3 separate regions of the Mus musculus genome follow, and regions 2 and 3 are each linked to region 1. Evidence: chromatin loops called from intact Hi-C (ENCODE). Cell type or tissue: left cerebral cortex. All regions are shown on one strand.

Region 1 (5,000 bases):
AATTTTTGTAATAAATAAATCTTTGGGCCGGAGAGAGCAGGGGTGACCAGAGCAAGCAGAGGTCCTAAATTCAATCCCCAAATACCACATAAAGGCTCACAACCATCTGTACAGCTACAGTGTACTCACATACATAAAATAAATAAATCTTTAAAAAAAAAAGAGATCAAGACAAAAACAAGTCAAGCAGGCTGAAAATCTTGGCAGGTGCTAGAAGGGAGACAGTAAGAAGATATAGCATGCCTTTTGAATTATAGTCCAAGAAAACAAGCAGGTTCAGAAAAAGGGTCAGATGACCAAGCAGTCACATAAAGAAGTGAGAGGGAGCTAGCTTCTGGGAAAGAATGCTAATGTTGAGAGTGACTCGCCAGCCATGCTTACGATTTGAGTAGACATCCAAACAAGAGATGGGAAATAAGTTATACTTTTTTGAGTCTGAACTCGGAGAAAAGGGAAAGTGTGTGCTCGCTGTTTTTAAGGTGAGAAAGGTCTGATTACTATTTCTAACCAATTATTTCCCTAGATGAAAAACGAAGAATCATGGAACAAGAGGAAAAACCTAAGGTACACCCGGTAATGTGGGTGTGGCCGGGTGGAGCAGGCGGGTGGGGCTTTTGACGTGTGTCAAAGCGATCTCAACCCGAGTCCAGACCCACCGGCGGGCGGAGATCTGGTCCCGGGGACGCCGGGTCCGGAGATCTGGTGCGTGGTGCGCCTTCCTCCTCCTGCTCCTCCAGCCCTACTGCCAGCCTGGCCCGCAGCCCCGCCACTCACCCGCTTCAGATGCAGCTCACGGAACTTGCGTAGTCTCTGCTCCCGCTTCTGCGCCGCCAGCTCCTCGGCCGCCAAGGGCCTGGCTTCCGCGCCATCCGCGGGGACCTGCGATCATAACCGGCTTCAGGCTCGGCGTCTGCCAGGGGCCACGGCCCAGGCCTGGGCCCGGCACCCTGGTCTCCCCGGGAGCCGCACCCGGATCCCACCCATGTCCTCAGCCCCGGCGTCTCCCGGACTGACACCTACGCGAAGCCGGTGATACTCACCACAACTTCAGTCACAGCCGCCATTACAGCCTTCTCTCTACTTCCGTCAACAACGCTGAGCACTTCCGGCGGCCTCTGGCCCGCGGCCCAGACTCAAGCCTTCCCGATGGCGTCAGTTTCTTCCGGCCTCTCACGCTCCTTTTAGTGGGAGGGACTGACGCGTGGTATGGCTATGCGCAGGCGCAAACGGGGCGGGGCGGGGGCGGGGCCCGGGAGGGACGACAAGGATGAGGAAGTGCTCCGAACCTGTCACCACATAGAATGGGACGCCTGGTTGGGGACTGCGTATCCTGTCACCAGCTCTAAAGAACCTTGTCTCTCTTGAATTTAATCCGCATTAAGTCCCTTCCATAGAGTAGATAATTTGCTGATGTTACTAACTGTAGAAGAGCAGGGCGGGCCCCATATCGTTCACTCTCACATTCCAGCACCAGAGCAACTACTAAGGTCACTAAGATAATTCGGGAATAAGACAGGGATATATGAAACGTGTACCTTTCAAAATCGACGACTAATTAATTTTAGAAATGAAAAAGCCATCCCACGTGTAAAAATAGCTGGGTACAAATCGGCTGTGGTGGCATTCTCCTAGCGTCTCAGCCGGTGGAGGCAGGAGAATATCAAGTATGAGGCTTGCCAAGGCTACACAGTGACTTCTAGGCTAGCCAGTGCTATAAGACATGGGATATCTAAAAGCTTAAGCACTGGCAAGAAAAAAATGTAAACTGTGGGCAATTCTCTTTTGAGTCCCCCTCCCCTGTAGGAAGCTACTTCTCAAGCTTAATAAAACTTGGCTTGCGCCTGGCAGTGGTGGCACACACCTTTAATCCCAGCACTTGGGAGGCAGAGGCAGGCGGATTTCTGAGTTCGAGGCCAGCCTGGTCTACAAAGTGAGTTTCAGGGCAGCCAGCCAGGGCTACACAGAGAAACCCTGTCTCGAAAAACCAAAAAAAAGAAAGAAAAAGAAAGGAAGGAAGGAAGGAAGAAAGAAAGGAAGGAAAAGAAAAGAAAAATCCTGTCTCTGGATTAAAAGAAATGAGTGAGTTACTTGGCTGGAAGAAGTGAGGCAGGTGAGTTGAGTCTAACTAGCACACAAAATCCCCACAAATCAAATGGAAGGCAATACATACCTCTAAATGAGGAAGTTACAGCCGGCCTATTTCTTTTTTTATGTATGGGGTTTTAGCCTGCATCCATATATGCACCACCTGCATGCCTGGTGCCGACGGAGGTCAGACTAGAGTTATGGTGGTCCTGAGCCACCATGTGGGTTCTGGGATGGAAACATCTTTCCACTACAGCCAGTGCTCTTACCTACTGAGCCATCTCTCCAGTCTGTGCATTTCAGTGTAGCAGCCAGGCTTTGAATCTACTGGGACTAGTTTCAGGCAGTTGATAAAATGTGTGCCAGGAACCAAACTCGGTGCCTCTTACAAGAGCAGCCCACACTCAACCACTGAGCCATCTCCATCCTGTGATTATCTTCTCATGTCAGAGATGTTTCATTTCTATAATTGCAATTTTATATGTAAACTAGCATATACTCAATATGCCTTGACAAATCTGTCACCACCTTCAGTTGCTGTCACTGTCGTCCTCTGAATCACTTTTAATATGTCTTTGTTTCTTGAGTCTCCCTATACTGTCTGCCCGTCCTGGAACTCACTGAAGACCATCCTGGTCTTGAATTCAGAGATCCTACTGCCTCTCGTGGGATGAAATACCTGTGCCCTCATTAGCCTCAGCTAATCTTCATTTTCTGATCCTGACTGCTACCTCCAGAGTTCTGGGATAACAGACCTGCACTACCACATATGTTCTATACCTTGCTGGATATTTACCAACTAGGCTACATCTCCAGCTCCTCATTCCTCCTTTAAAAAACAAAATCTCACCAGGCATGGTGGCGCACACCTTTAATCCCAGCACTTGGGAGGCAGAGGCAGGCGGATTTCTGAGTTCAAGGCCAGCCTGGTCTACAGAGTGGGTTCCAGGACAGCCAGGGCTACACAGAGAAACCCTGACTCGAAAATCAAAAAAAAAAAAAAAAAAAATTCCAAGTATGGTGCCCCACACCCTTAATCCCAGAACCTGAGGGGTTAGAGGCAAGCCTGGACATCCAAGGCTATATGAAATAGACTGATTCACTGCTACCTTAAAGAACGGCCAAAGAAAGGGATGTGACCAGGAATACACATCTAGATGATTGGATTTTTAAGTTTTCTGTAGGGTGAATCTTTGTTTTCAAAGGATGCTGAGTCCAATTGCATGCTAATGATAGATAGGGGCATTCTTGCCACCTATACTCTTTGGGTGGTCTTAACCAGACACAGTGGCTCATACCTTTACTAACAGCACAAGGACAGTCGAGGCAGGAGGATCTCAAGGCCAGTTCAGGACCAGCCTGATCTACAATGAGTTCCAGGACAGCCATGGCTATGTATATCCTTACTCAAAGCACAGTAAAACCCAAAAAGAAAAAAAGAAAAGCAAATTTGCCTTTGTGTATGTGGCCCCTGGGCTGCCTCCAGAAGGGCTAAAATACTGTTACTGATGCTGGGTTCACAGAAACTCAGGAAGCATTCTAACCAATTGAGCTACATCCCCAGCCTACTATTTGTACTTAAGAGGCAGCTGCTAGTCACACTACAAATTGTGATGACAGGGAATTTAGTGTTTAAATAGACAGTGGCTCATTTGTTGGGAAATGCAAATACACAGGCTGGCTTTCCTGTCAATTTAACACATTTGAGGACTGAGACTTAATACTTTCTCATCCCCATTTCCTGGCAAAGCTCAGGAAACTTTCTGCCCAGTAGGGAATATTGTTATTCTCAGTAGACGCTGGACAAAGCTCAGCTTACAGGGTGAAATCCTCCTGCCTGAGGCACCCACTAGTAGGTTGTAACTCTAACAGGGAGGTGGAGGTTGAGTTCTCACCTGGTGTTCACGACCTAACCACGCCTGGGGTGGAAGCTCCCTAAACTAAGACCAGGGTTTTCAGTCTCTTGGGTGACAGCAATGCTAGCACTGCCAATCCTGACAAGCTCGATTCTAACTTCTCCTTAATCTGGTTGGTTACTAATTCATATTCTTTTTAAAGGATCGCTTATTGGCAAATTCCCAAACAAGATAATGGGAACTTTCAAAGTGTAGCCAAGTTGAAGCCATTAATTTCTAAAGCATGAGATCTTTTGATACTGTCAACAGGAGGGATTTGGGTTTAACAGTCTCACTGTCCTAGAGCCTGCTATGTAGATCAGACTGGCCTTTAACCTCAAGGGTCTACTTGTTACTTGTTTCAAGTGTTAAAATCAAAAGCATAAACTACCATTCACAACTAATGCTGTCTTTTAAAGGTCAGTCTTTTATTTATGTGTATCAAGTTTGCCCACATGTGAGTCACACATCCCATGGAACAGAACGCTGGGTCCCCTAGAATTGGAGTTACAGATGATTAAGAGGAGTCTTAGGGCATATTCCAATACCAGCCCTGAGGGGATACACATTTAAAGAAAAAAGAAACCAATGTCCAACCTCCCTAATGCAACACACAAATGTCAAAGTATGAATTCATAAACCCTGTGTTGTTTTCAGGAAGGTTTCTTCTTCAGATGTAGACAGACACATTCAACATCCATAAAAATCAAGACAAATAATAAAAAGTTTATTAACAAATATACAAAATTCAGTGTACAACTGTGTCTTTAAAAAATTCACCTTTGTATATAAGCAATTCTATACAATACTTACAGATATATACAAGATTCCCACCTGTATGCAATTCTCTGGGTCATCTGTGTCCTCCTATCTTCAAGAGAAACCTCAACCATGAACGTCCCCATTAAGTCTCTTTCTGTAATGGATTTTAATCACATTTACTGCTGTGATCACTCAGGCAGACGATCTAATGCTGGACACAAACCCCTCAGTAAAGTGCAGTTTTGGCAACCCCAGCCC
Region 2 (5,000 bases), 400 kb before region 1:
TGTAGACCAGGCTGGCCTCGAACTCAGAAATCCGCCTGCCTCTGCCTCCCAAGTGCTGGGATTAAAGGCCTGTGCCACCACGCCTGGCAAGGGTGTAGTTCTTAATTCCAGTATTACATAGCCAGTTTGAGGCCAGATCTTCTCTCAAGATAAATAAAAGCGATGTTGTAGTTTAGTTATTTTATTTATTCTGTAGATATACACCAATTATCTTGTAGGGATAACCACTTCATTTTCTTCTTAAAATCAAGCCACTTTGGGCCTCTTAGATTGTGTGTGTGCACGTGAGCCTTTTGTTTGTTTGGTTTTGATTTTAGTTCTATAAAAGTCTTTTTATGTAATCGAGACAGGCAGTCCTGTTTTAGCCTCCTATGTGTTGGGATTTTTTTTTTTGGTTTTTTTTTGGTTTTTCGAGACAGGGTGTCTCTGTGTAGCCCTGGCTGTCCTGGAACTCACTTTGTAGACCAGGCTGGCCTTGAACTCAGAAATCCGCCTACCTCTGCTTCCCCAGTGCTGGGATTAAAGGCGTACGCCACCACGCCCGGCTTTGTGTTGGGATTTTTAAAATGACTTGTGTTCAGTGGTAGGCATATACACGCTGTGCAGGTGTGTATAGGCCAGAAGAGGACTCACCTCGAGCTGAAGTTGCAGGTGGCTCTATGAGCTCCTCAGGCAGGTGCTGCAAACCAAATTAAATCCTCTGTCAGAGCAGCAGTGCTCGTGACCACTGAGTCACTCCAGCCCCTTACTTTATGATCTCTGGGACTTCAGGTGTTAGGCATTCTCTGCCCAGTTCAGTAGTTTGTCCAGGTAACTTCAGCAGATGGAGTCATTAACTGCAAGAATGAGCTCAGGGATGCAGGGCTTGCTGTGAGGTTATGCAGTAGGTTCCTCAGTGCTAGATCCAGTTCTTGGGGATCATCGTGGTAGTCTATGATAGAATTTATAGTATGAAATAATAATAACTGTTTTCTAATCAAATAGTTTATCAAAGTTTACTAGTCATATAAAACAAGAGTCTCAAGGATTGTTTCTTAGATGGGGCCTTTTTTTTTTTTTTTAAGATTTAGTTATCTGTATGCGTACACTATACAAATGGCTGTGAACCTTCATGTGGTTCTTGGGAATTGAATTTTAGGTTGCCTGCTCACTCCCACCCATAGATTTATTGTTATACATAAGTACACTGTAGCTGTCTTCAGACACACTAGAAGAGGGCATCAGATCCCATTACAGATGGTTGTGAGCCACCATGTGGTTGCTGGGATTTGAATTCAGGATCTTTGGAAGAGCAGTCAGTGCTCTTAACTGCTAAGCCATCTCGCAAGCCCTAGATGGGCCTTTTCAAATGTCTTTTGAAGTTGATCCATGTTAAAAGTAATGATTATATTTTTATATACTTGATTTTGATTGTATTCAAAGTTTATTTTATGCTAATGAGGGTTTGTCTGCATCTCTGTGAGAGCACCGAGTGTGTGCCTGATGTCCACAGTTGAGAAGGCCCCAGATCCCCTGGAAGCAGAGTTAAAGGTAATTGTAAGCGGCTGTGTGGGAGCTAGGAACCGAACCCAGGTCCTCTGCAAATGTAGCACATGCTCTCGACCATGACTGAAGCATCTGGACAGCCCCGTGGGTGCTCCTGAGGAGACATAGTTGTGAGATTCTCAGTCTGTTCGGGTGTCTCTGTTTCTCAATGTGCTGATGCAATTTTAGTTTAAGCTTCCAAAGAACACTTGTAAAATGGAGTATAAGAAGACTTGGGCCGGGCGGTGGTGGCACACGCCTTTAATCCTGGCACTTTGGAGGCAGAGGCAGGCAGATTTCTGAGTTCAAGGCCAGCCTGGTCTACAAAGTGAGTTCCAGGACAGCCAGGGCTACACAGAGACACCCTGTCTCGAAGAAAAAAAAAAAAAAAGAAGACAACGCTCGGCCAGGCAGTATGGCGCACGTCTTTAATCCCAGCACTTGGGAGGCAGAGGTGGGCAGATTTCTGAGTTTGAGGACAGCCAGGACTACACAGAAAAACAAAAACAAAACAAAAGAGTGAATAGACTCTTGTTTTAGCAACAGTGTTTAATAGTGTACTCATTTGGGTTTGGTGGTTCATAGTGTAATCCTGTTCTCTGGAGTTTGAGGCAGAAGGATCACTGTGAACTTGAGGTCAGGTGGGATAGGTAGTGAGACCTGACTCAAAACAAAACCCCAAGTATATATGTCACAGGAAGTTTTCAAAAGGCATACTATAATTTTCCAGTTAATATTGGGGTCGTTGGGTGATTGATTCTGGTTTAGATAACGGTTTTCCTTTGCCTCCCATGGGAGCTGAAATCCAGGGTCTGGCTGTCTTCAGCTACCCAGGCACTTGGAGGTGCAGCCGTAGCCACTTTCTCTCAGTCTTTACACTTGTTTAAATCTCCTGGGTATGGCGAAGGAGCCTTTGGCATATTGTTTAAATAGTCAAATATTCTTTTCCAGACCAAGTACCTCCTGTGTGGAATTATTATTATTAGTTTTTTGAGACAGGGTTTCTCTGTATAGCCCTGGCTGTCTTGGAACTCACTCTGTAGACCAGGCTGGCCTTGAACTCAGAAATCCACCTGCCTCTGCCTCTGCTTCTCTGCCTCTCTGCCCCTCTGCCCCTGCGCCCCTGCGCCTCTGGCCTCTGCCTCTAAGAGCTAGGATTAAAGGCGTGTGCCACCACTGCCCAGCTGGTGCAGGGTTCTTGCTAGCCCTGTAGAACTAGTTTTTGAAGCTTTCCATGTTTAAATTTTAGGTTAATTTTTTCATGTGAGGAGTCTAACCCATTCTTGTGCTATTAAAACATTGTTCTGCTGGGCAGTGATGGCGCATGCCTTTAATCCCAGCACTTAGGAGGCAGAGGCAGGCAGATTTCTGAGTTCGAGGCCAGCCTGGTCTACAAAGTGAGTTGCAGGACAGCCAGGGCTATACAGAGAAACCCTGTCTGGAAAACAAAACAAACAAAACAAAACAAAAAAATTGTTCTTTTTATTGTGTGAGGTTTATTTTTCTTCTTTTTTAGTGACAAAACATAAAGGTACTGAGAAAAGAGAGTCACCTTCTCCAGCACCCAAGCCTAGAAAAGTGGAGCTGTCTGAGTCTGGTAAGTTGTAATGATTTTCTAGAGGTTGGTTTTCTGTTTTTCCTTCCGTGTGTGATTATTCCCTGGGGTTGGGGATTGATTGTCCAGGGCACCCAGTAGGGAAGAGCTGAAGGTGACGTCACACAGACTTTCTGCAATTCCCAGCTGTGGCATTTAAGTGTGCGCTGTTTGGTTATTCGTCCAGGACCTCATTCTTTTTCTTCTGTATTTGGACAAAATTTTGGGTTTGGACAGCTGGCTGGGATGTTTATAGCATTCCTATCTTATGGACTGGGCTGATGCCTTGTGTTGTGTGTCACATTACCTGTGTGTAACTAAAGAAACACTGTCTAAATGCACCCATCTTTCAGAAGAAGACAAAGGCAGCAAAATGGCTGCAGCTGATTCTGTGCAGCAGAGAAGACAATACCGACGGCAGAACCAGCAGTCTTCATCTGGTATGGACAACAAGCGAATGAGCGCCTTCCACTCTCACACCTGTGGTAACCCAGCACTGGGAGGCTAAGGCAGGAGAATTCCTGTAGAGTGTGAGGCCAGTAAGGGCTGCATAGTGAGAGTCCCCAGAAGAGCAAAGCGGAAGAAGCCTGAGATCCTGTGGTTCAGAAGGTGGAGGCAGGAGGGGGAAAGCTCTGTTGTTCTTGGCTACATTGTACATTTGAGACCAGCCTGGACTAATGAGACCCTGGGGCTCTCCCCCCACTCCACCCCGCCCCCATTTTGCAATGTTATGCCTGTTTGTATTTCACTTGCATGCATGTCTGCACCATGTTTACATCTGGTCCCCAAGGAGACCAGAAGACAGGGTATCAGATCCAGTGAGAATCTGGAATTAGAGACGTTGTGAGCCATCATGTGGGTGCTGGAAATTGAACCGTTTGCCTTCATGGGTTGTGTTTGGGCCATAGGTCTCAGTTGGGCACTGGGTATTTCTTTCTTGTTTTAAGCCCTTAAATTTTGCTTTTAAATTGCTGTATTGTTAGGAAGGTAATAAATCTGGCTAGGAACATGGCTCTGGTAGAGTACAGCGTACTGCGTGCACAGCTCTGGGCTCTATTCCCAACATTATTAAATATAACATAATTGGACCCAAGCGTTGGTGGTACAAACCTTTGATTCTAACACTTGGGAGACAGAGGCAGGCAGGTCTCTTGAATTTGAGCCCAGCCTGGTCTACAGAGTGAGTTCCATGACAGCCAGGGCTACACAGAGAAACCCTGTCTCAAAAAAAAAACAAACAAAACAAAAGGTAGTTGGCGTAGAGTACAATAGTAAAACAGAAAATGAAATTGGAAAGACTAATTTATTCCCTAATATTTGAGTCTACTCCTAAGCCTTTCTGCAACTTTGTTCTATATAATTAGGAGTCTCTGGTTTAGATGATCATACTAGTTTTTTATGAATCTACTTCATTTATTACTAGTAGCTATTTGGTTGTGTTTTGTTTTTGTTTGGCCTCACTATGTAGTTGGGCTAGCCTGGAACTCACTGTAGTTCTGATTGTTTGATTAAAAAGAAAGAGCACAGAAGCCTAATGTTTAAGCCAGGGGCTCTGTTCTTGTGTTACTTACTTGGGTTTTGTGTGGCTTTAGTTTGGTTTTGGGTTTTAAGAAAATGTCCCATGTAGTCCAGGCTTGCCCTGAACTTGCTTTGTAGCCAAAAATGACCTTATACTTGTAGTCTTTTTGACTCCACCTAAGTGTTGAGAGTTGAGCTTTGCACCACTGGACTCAGTTTATGCAGTACTGGGGTTTGATTCCCAGGGTCTCCCATGTGCTGAGGCAAGCTCTCTACTCACAGCCACACCCTCATCGCTCAGGTTATAGTTGTAATTATTTTCTGGTTCAAGTGGCATATTGATACTTTTTTGTTGCTTTCTTGC
Region 3 (5,000 bases), 420 kb before region 1:
TGCGCCACCACTCCTGGCTGGCTTTGAACTCTTTAGAGATGGCCTATCTCTAAAGGTATATGCCACCACTCTTGGCCCAAAACTTTTTTTCTTTTTCTTTAAAACCTTTTTGGTTTTGCAGTACTAGGGCCCATGCACCATGCACCAGGCTCTGCACTCAGTCACAGCCTTTCTGGATCTCTTTCCGGTGACTAGGTTTGACCTTTCCACTGATATCCAGTGCTTATGCCGTGTAATGATCAGATGACGGTGGTTGGCATACCTTATCACCTCAGACATCCATCTCTATTTTTTGCTTCATTGCCATTAATTTGACGTAAAGAAAACATTCTCAGAGATTAGGTTGTGTGTTCTCAAGAAATATGGTAGCAGAACTGGCACACTTTTACAGGGTTGTTGTTGTTTTGTATTGTTGGTTGTTTTTGTTTTCCTTCTCAAAACTTAGTTTTGAGACAGGGTCTCACTCTGAAGCTCTAGCTGTTGACTGGTCTGGCCTGCAACTCATGGAGACCCTCCTGCCTCTGCCTCCTGAGTGCGGGCATTAGAGGTTTTGGACACCATACCCAACCCAAAACTTTTTGCTGCTGATACAGTCCTGGGGATCTCACCCGTGTGTTGTGCATGTTAGCTGAGTGCTCTTGTCCCTCTGCTATTCTCAGGCCAAACAAATGTTTTCAAGGGAATGGAGCTAGTCCGAAAACTAATCTGTAGATTTCAAGTCAGAGCCAGTTACTTCCAGGTTTAATTGAGCCAGGAGGAAGGATGAAATGAACAAAAACTGTGATGTGGTGCTGTTCTGATGAGTCCTTTGGTGAAGTTTTGTTCTCATTTACTTAAGAACTGTTGTTTGTTCCTCCAGATAGGGTTTTGTTGTAGTCCAGGCTGGCCTAGAATTTGCAAGTTTGTCTTTTTTGTTGTTTTTGTTAAGATTTTTTTTAGTATTATATGTAAGTACACTATAGCTGTCTTCAGACACACCAGAAGAAAGTGTCAGATCTCATTACATATGGTTGAGAGCCACCATGTAGTTGCTGAGATTTGAACTCAGGTCCTTCAGAAGAGCAGTCAGTGCTCTTAACTTCTGAGCCATCTCTCCAGCCCTGCAAGAACCCCTAATTCTTTCTTCTTGTCTTAAATTTTAGAGTTACGAGAGTATACCTTCTCGCCTGGCTTTAAATTCATTAATTCACATTTTCTCTCTTCTTTCTTTCTCTGCTCCTCTCCTCTCCATCTCCCCCTTTCTCTCCACCCCTTCACCCTCCCCCATCCATTTTCCTTTCTGAGACAGAATTAGAGGCCTGAACTCGGTATGTGGTTTAAGATACCTTGTCTTCCTTAAATGCCCATATTATTGGATTATATTTGTGCACCACATTTTTTGGTTCTTGGCATTCACCCCCTCTAACACACTGGGTTTCCCGTGTCTCTCTCAAGCTGTGGAGCCAAAAATGACCTTGAACTTCTAACCTTTCAAATCCCTAGGACTCAGATTACAAGTACCACTATACCTGGCTTATAGGACTCAGATCATAAGTACCGCAATACCTGGTTTATGTAGTACTAGAATTAAACCAAGGGCTTCCTTTTTTTTCCCACCCCACCCCCCTCCAGACAAGGTTTCTCTGTGTAGCCCTGGCTATCCTGGAACTCACTCTGTAGACCAGGCTGGCCTCGAACTCAGAAATCCTCCTGCCTCTGCCTCCCGAGTGCTGGGATTAAAGGCTGCGCCACCACGCCCGGCTAAGCCCAGGGCTTCCTGCATGCTGGGTGAACTCTGCCACTGAGCTGTATCCCTATCCTCCAGCGTCTGTCCTTTGGTAGTGACTGGGACTTGGTGTGTCTGCCAGGCCACACTGGGACTTGCTGCAGTCTTCATGCTTCTGCTCATCGTGTTCTTAAAGTTGTGACCAGCGGAACAGAACAGTCTCACTGTGCTGCATTTAGGAGAGGATGAGAACTTGAAATGTACCCGCTTTCTCATTTAAACACCCGCAAAGAAAGTATATGTCTCAAAGTTAACATTGTGGAGAGGGTATCTTGCTCTGACTATTGTATTTTTTTTTTTAAGATTTGTTTATTTATTTATTAATTATATCTAAGTACACTGTAGCTGTCCTCAGACACTCCAGAAGAGGGAGTCAGATCTCTTTATGGATGGTTGTGAGCCACCATGTGGTTGCTGGGATTTGAACTCCTGACCTTCGGAAGAACAGTCGGGTGCTCTTACCCACTGAGCCATTTCACCAGCCCGACTATTGTATTATATTTGACTTAAGAATGTATGTTTTTTTTTTTTAAGATTTATTTATTTATTATATGTAAGTACACTGTAGTTGTCTTCAGACACTCCAGAAGAGGGCGTCAGATCTTGTTACAGATGGTTGTGAGCCACCATGTGGTTGCTGGGATTTGAACTCCGGACCTTCGGAAGAGCAGTCGGGTGCTCTTACCTACTGAGCCATCTCACCAGCCCCCAGAATGTATGTTTTTTAATATTAAAATATAGACACTGTGTCAACTACATTTAGAAAAGAATGTACATTTTCTATCCGAATATTAGTTACTGTGTTTCTACTCAATTATTTTGACTGTAAAAGTTGTTGCAACCTTTGTTTGCTATTAAAGAATTTTACTTTGGGTTCTGGATTTATGGCTCAGACATAATGTAGGCAAAACATAAACAATTTCAGAAAACTAGAAAGCATTGTCCTGTGGTAAAAGGAGCAAAGAAAGAAGTGGGGACAGAGACACACACCCTAAAGGCGAAGGGATTGGGCTATGTTAGTGGCACAGGCCTGCAATCCCAGCAGTGCCAAGCCAGAGGGTCTGTGAGCTGGGGGCCATCCTGGTCTATTCCAGGTCAGCCAGTGCTGCACAGAGAGGTCACTGTGTGTAAGAGCTGGCAAGGGGGCAAATGTGACTAAAATAAATAAAATGGACAGTTCTTTTAATCAACAGTATGGTGATTTAGGCTGCCACTTGGGAAACTGAGACAGGAAGATTGTTTGAGAGCTAGCCTGGGCTAATGGATGAAACTAAGTTTTTTGTTGTGATTTTATTTTTCTTAGAAAAGGCTGGCAAAATGGCTCAATGGGAAAAGGCACCTGCTGCCAAACCTGATGGGCTGAATCCCATCCCTGGGCCTCACGTGCTGGAAGGAGAGCACTCACTCTCCAGAGTTGTCCTCTGACCCCTTCAGATGTGCATTGGTTTTTAACTGAAGCAGAAGTTTCATCTTGTATTCTTAGGCCATGTGTTTGCTTCCTGCAGGGAACAAGTGCGGAGCAGGATAATCGGTTCAGCAACAAACAGAAGAAACTCCTCAAGCAGCTGAAATTTGCAGAATGCTTAGAAAAAAAGGTATTCTGGGTGGGACTCTTGCAGTTGCTGCATTTTAAGGGTTGAGAGATGAACTGTTACATTTGTGCAGAAAAAAAAAGTTTACAATTTGCCACCCTTTAGCCACCACATATACAGTACAACCAAAGAATGAGCATGTTAGATAAACTTTAGTTAAACTTTTTTAAATGTGCATAAGCTAAAGGAATCATTTAGACAACCTAACTCAAGCTCTTACTGCAGTGAACTTGTACTTACTGGTTTGCATGTTTCACCAGGTGGACATGAGCAAAGTAAATTTGGAGGTTATAAAGCCTTGGATAACCAAAAGAGTAACTGAGATCCTTGGATTCGAAGATGATGTTGTCATTGAGTTTATATTCAACCAGCTGGAAGTGAAGGTATGACATGCAGATGGCTCTTACTTCTGAGTATGTGACATGATTTGTGAATCTGTGGAAACTCAGGTTTTCTGTGGAATACAAATGTAGAAGGGTTACTGTACAATGTTTGTTGTGAGAAGAATTCACTTTGTAAAACAGCTGTTAAGGCTGGAGGTCTAGTGAAGGTGCATAGTTTTGAAAGCTACACAGGTGAAAAAATCAAACTTACTGTTTGTAATTTTGCTGTTACATGTTAAGTTACTTTGACAGCAATTTTCTAATGATAATGTGATTTATGATTTAAAAGGCCTGAACCAAAATGGAAGTTATTCCTTGCGTCTGAAGTATAGCACCATCACCTTATTAGGTCACAGCAGAGTGAGTGTCCCAATGTCGCTCTGACCCAACTCCCTTGATGACGCAGTGTGTGTTTGGAGGTGAGTTGTGTAAAGTGGCCGAACATCAACAACAACAACAACACAAACAAGAGCAATTGGTAAAGCTGTGTACTGCTCTTTAAAGTAGCATTTTGAGGTGGACATTTATTTGAAGCATGAGGGGCGATCTGATTTGACTGGATGTTGCTTTTAAAAGAACTGAAGACTTTAGTTGTAGTTACAAGTCAGTTGCTTACCAGTTAGAATTAAGGCACAGGATTTTATTTACATTGTAGTTAGAAGTTCAGGCAGATGGATTGGCAGTCCTATAAAAGCCAGTTAACATAATTGTTTCTATCTTCCAATATGAAATAATACAAGATGATATAACTGTTTACAATTATTTCTGTTGTAACATAGTTTGCTATTTTGTCATGGTACCCAAAGGACAGTAAAGCCGTACCATAAAACCTTTTGGTAACTGTACTGACGTGAGTTTACTTTTACATTACTCCTGTTCCCAAGAGTTCATGCTTGAATTTTGACAGAACAGTTATCATTCCAAACGATAAGGTATTTCATTTTTAAAACAATGTGGTAATTATTTTGCTTTGAATGTTTTTTAAGACTTAATTTTAAGAAAGGACCTTATGTTTAAGTATATTTATTTATTTCCTTTAGAGACCAGAAACATGGGAGGATGTTTTTTAAATGCTTAATTTACTATTTTATTAGAGAAATGCTTTACTGACTTGAATTTTAGTGAACTTTAAAACCTAAATACCTGGTAGTATTCCCCTGTAGTGAGCATGAGATTAAAGTGTAGAGCTTTTTAAACAATCTTTTCTTTTTTTGTGGTTGTGTACTCATTATTGCTTGTTCGTCTTTTGCAATTTAGATA

The links. A loop is a pair of places that touch in the nucleus more often than their neighbours do. Peaks named below come from ENCODE experiments on the same cell type or tissue, not always from the same donor. Only the 100,000 strongest peaks of a DNase experiment are listed, where the experiment ranks them.
Region 2: a loop joins it to region 1, with 4 times the contacts of the local background. A loop is called at or near these places in 11 of 42 quality-filtered maps.
Region 3: it touches region 1 in a loop (5-fold over the local background); 7 of 42 quality-filtered maps call a loop at or near these places.

Annotation. Positions count from the first base shown.
Region 1 is chr4:134,927,059-134,932,058 of GRCm38, reverse strand. Rsrp1 (arginine/serine rich protein 1) reads right to left here. Exons shown (of 5, transcript NM_023665.3): 5 at 4,689-5,000. It overlaps Syf2 (SYF2 homolog, RNA splicing factor (S. cerevisiae)), which reads right to left and starts at 1,079. Exons shown (of 7, transcript NM_026780.3): 1 at 1,041-1,079; 2 at 775-879. The coding sequence starts at 1,064. In left cerebral cortex, no CTCF peak of the experiment used is centred here; DNase peaks (open chromatin) are centred at 1,128 and 2,569; H3K4me3 peaks cover 1,681 bases; H3K27ac peaks cover 1,106 bases.
Region 2 is chr4:135,330,279-135,335,278 of GRCm38, reverse strand. Srrm1 (serine/arginine repetitive matrix 1) reads left to right here. Exons shown (of 18, transcript NM_016799.4): 10 at 3,041-3,121; 11 at 3,472-3,558. Among named protein-coding and RNA genes, the nearest start is that of Srrm1, 20 kb to the left of the region's middle. In left cerebral cortex, no CTCF peak of the experiment used is centred here; no DNase peak of the experiment used is centred here.
Region 3 is chr4:135,345,475-135,350,474 of GRCm38, reverse strand. It overlaps Srrm1 (serine/arginine repetitive matrix 1), which reads left to right. Exons shown (of 18, transcript NM_016799.4): 2 at 3,271-3,360; 3 at 3,618-3,740. Among named protein-coding and RNA genes, the nearest start is that of Srrm1, 5.2 kb to the left of the region's middle. In left cerebral cortex, no CTCF peak of the experiment used is centred here; no DNase peak of the experiment used is centred here.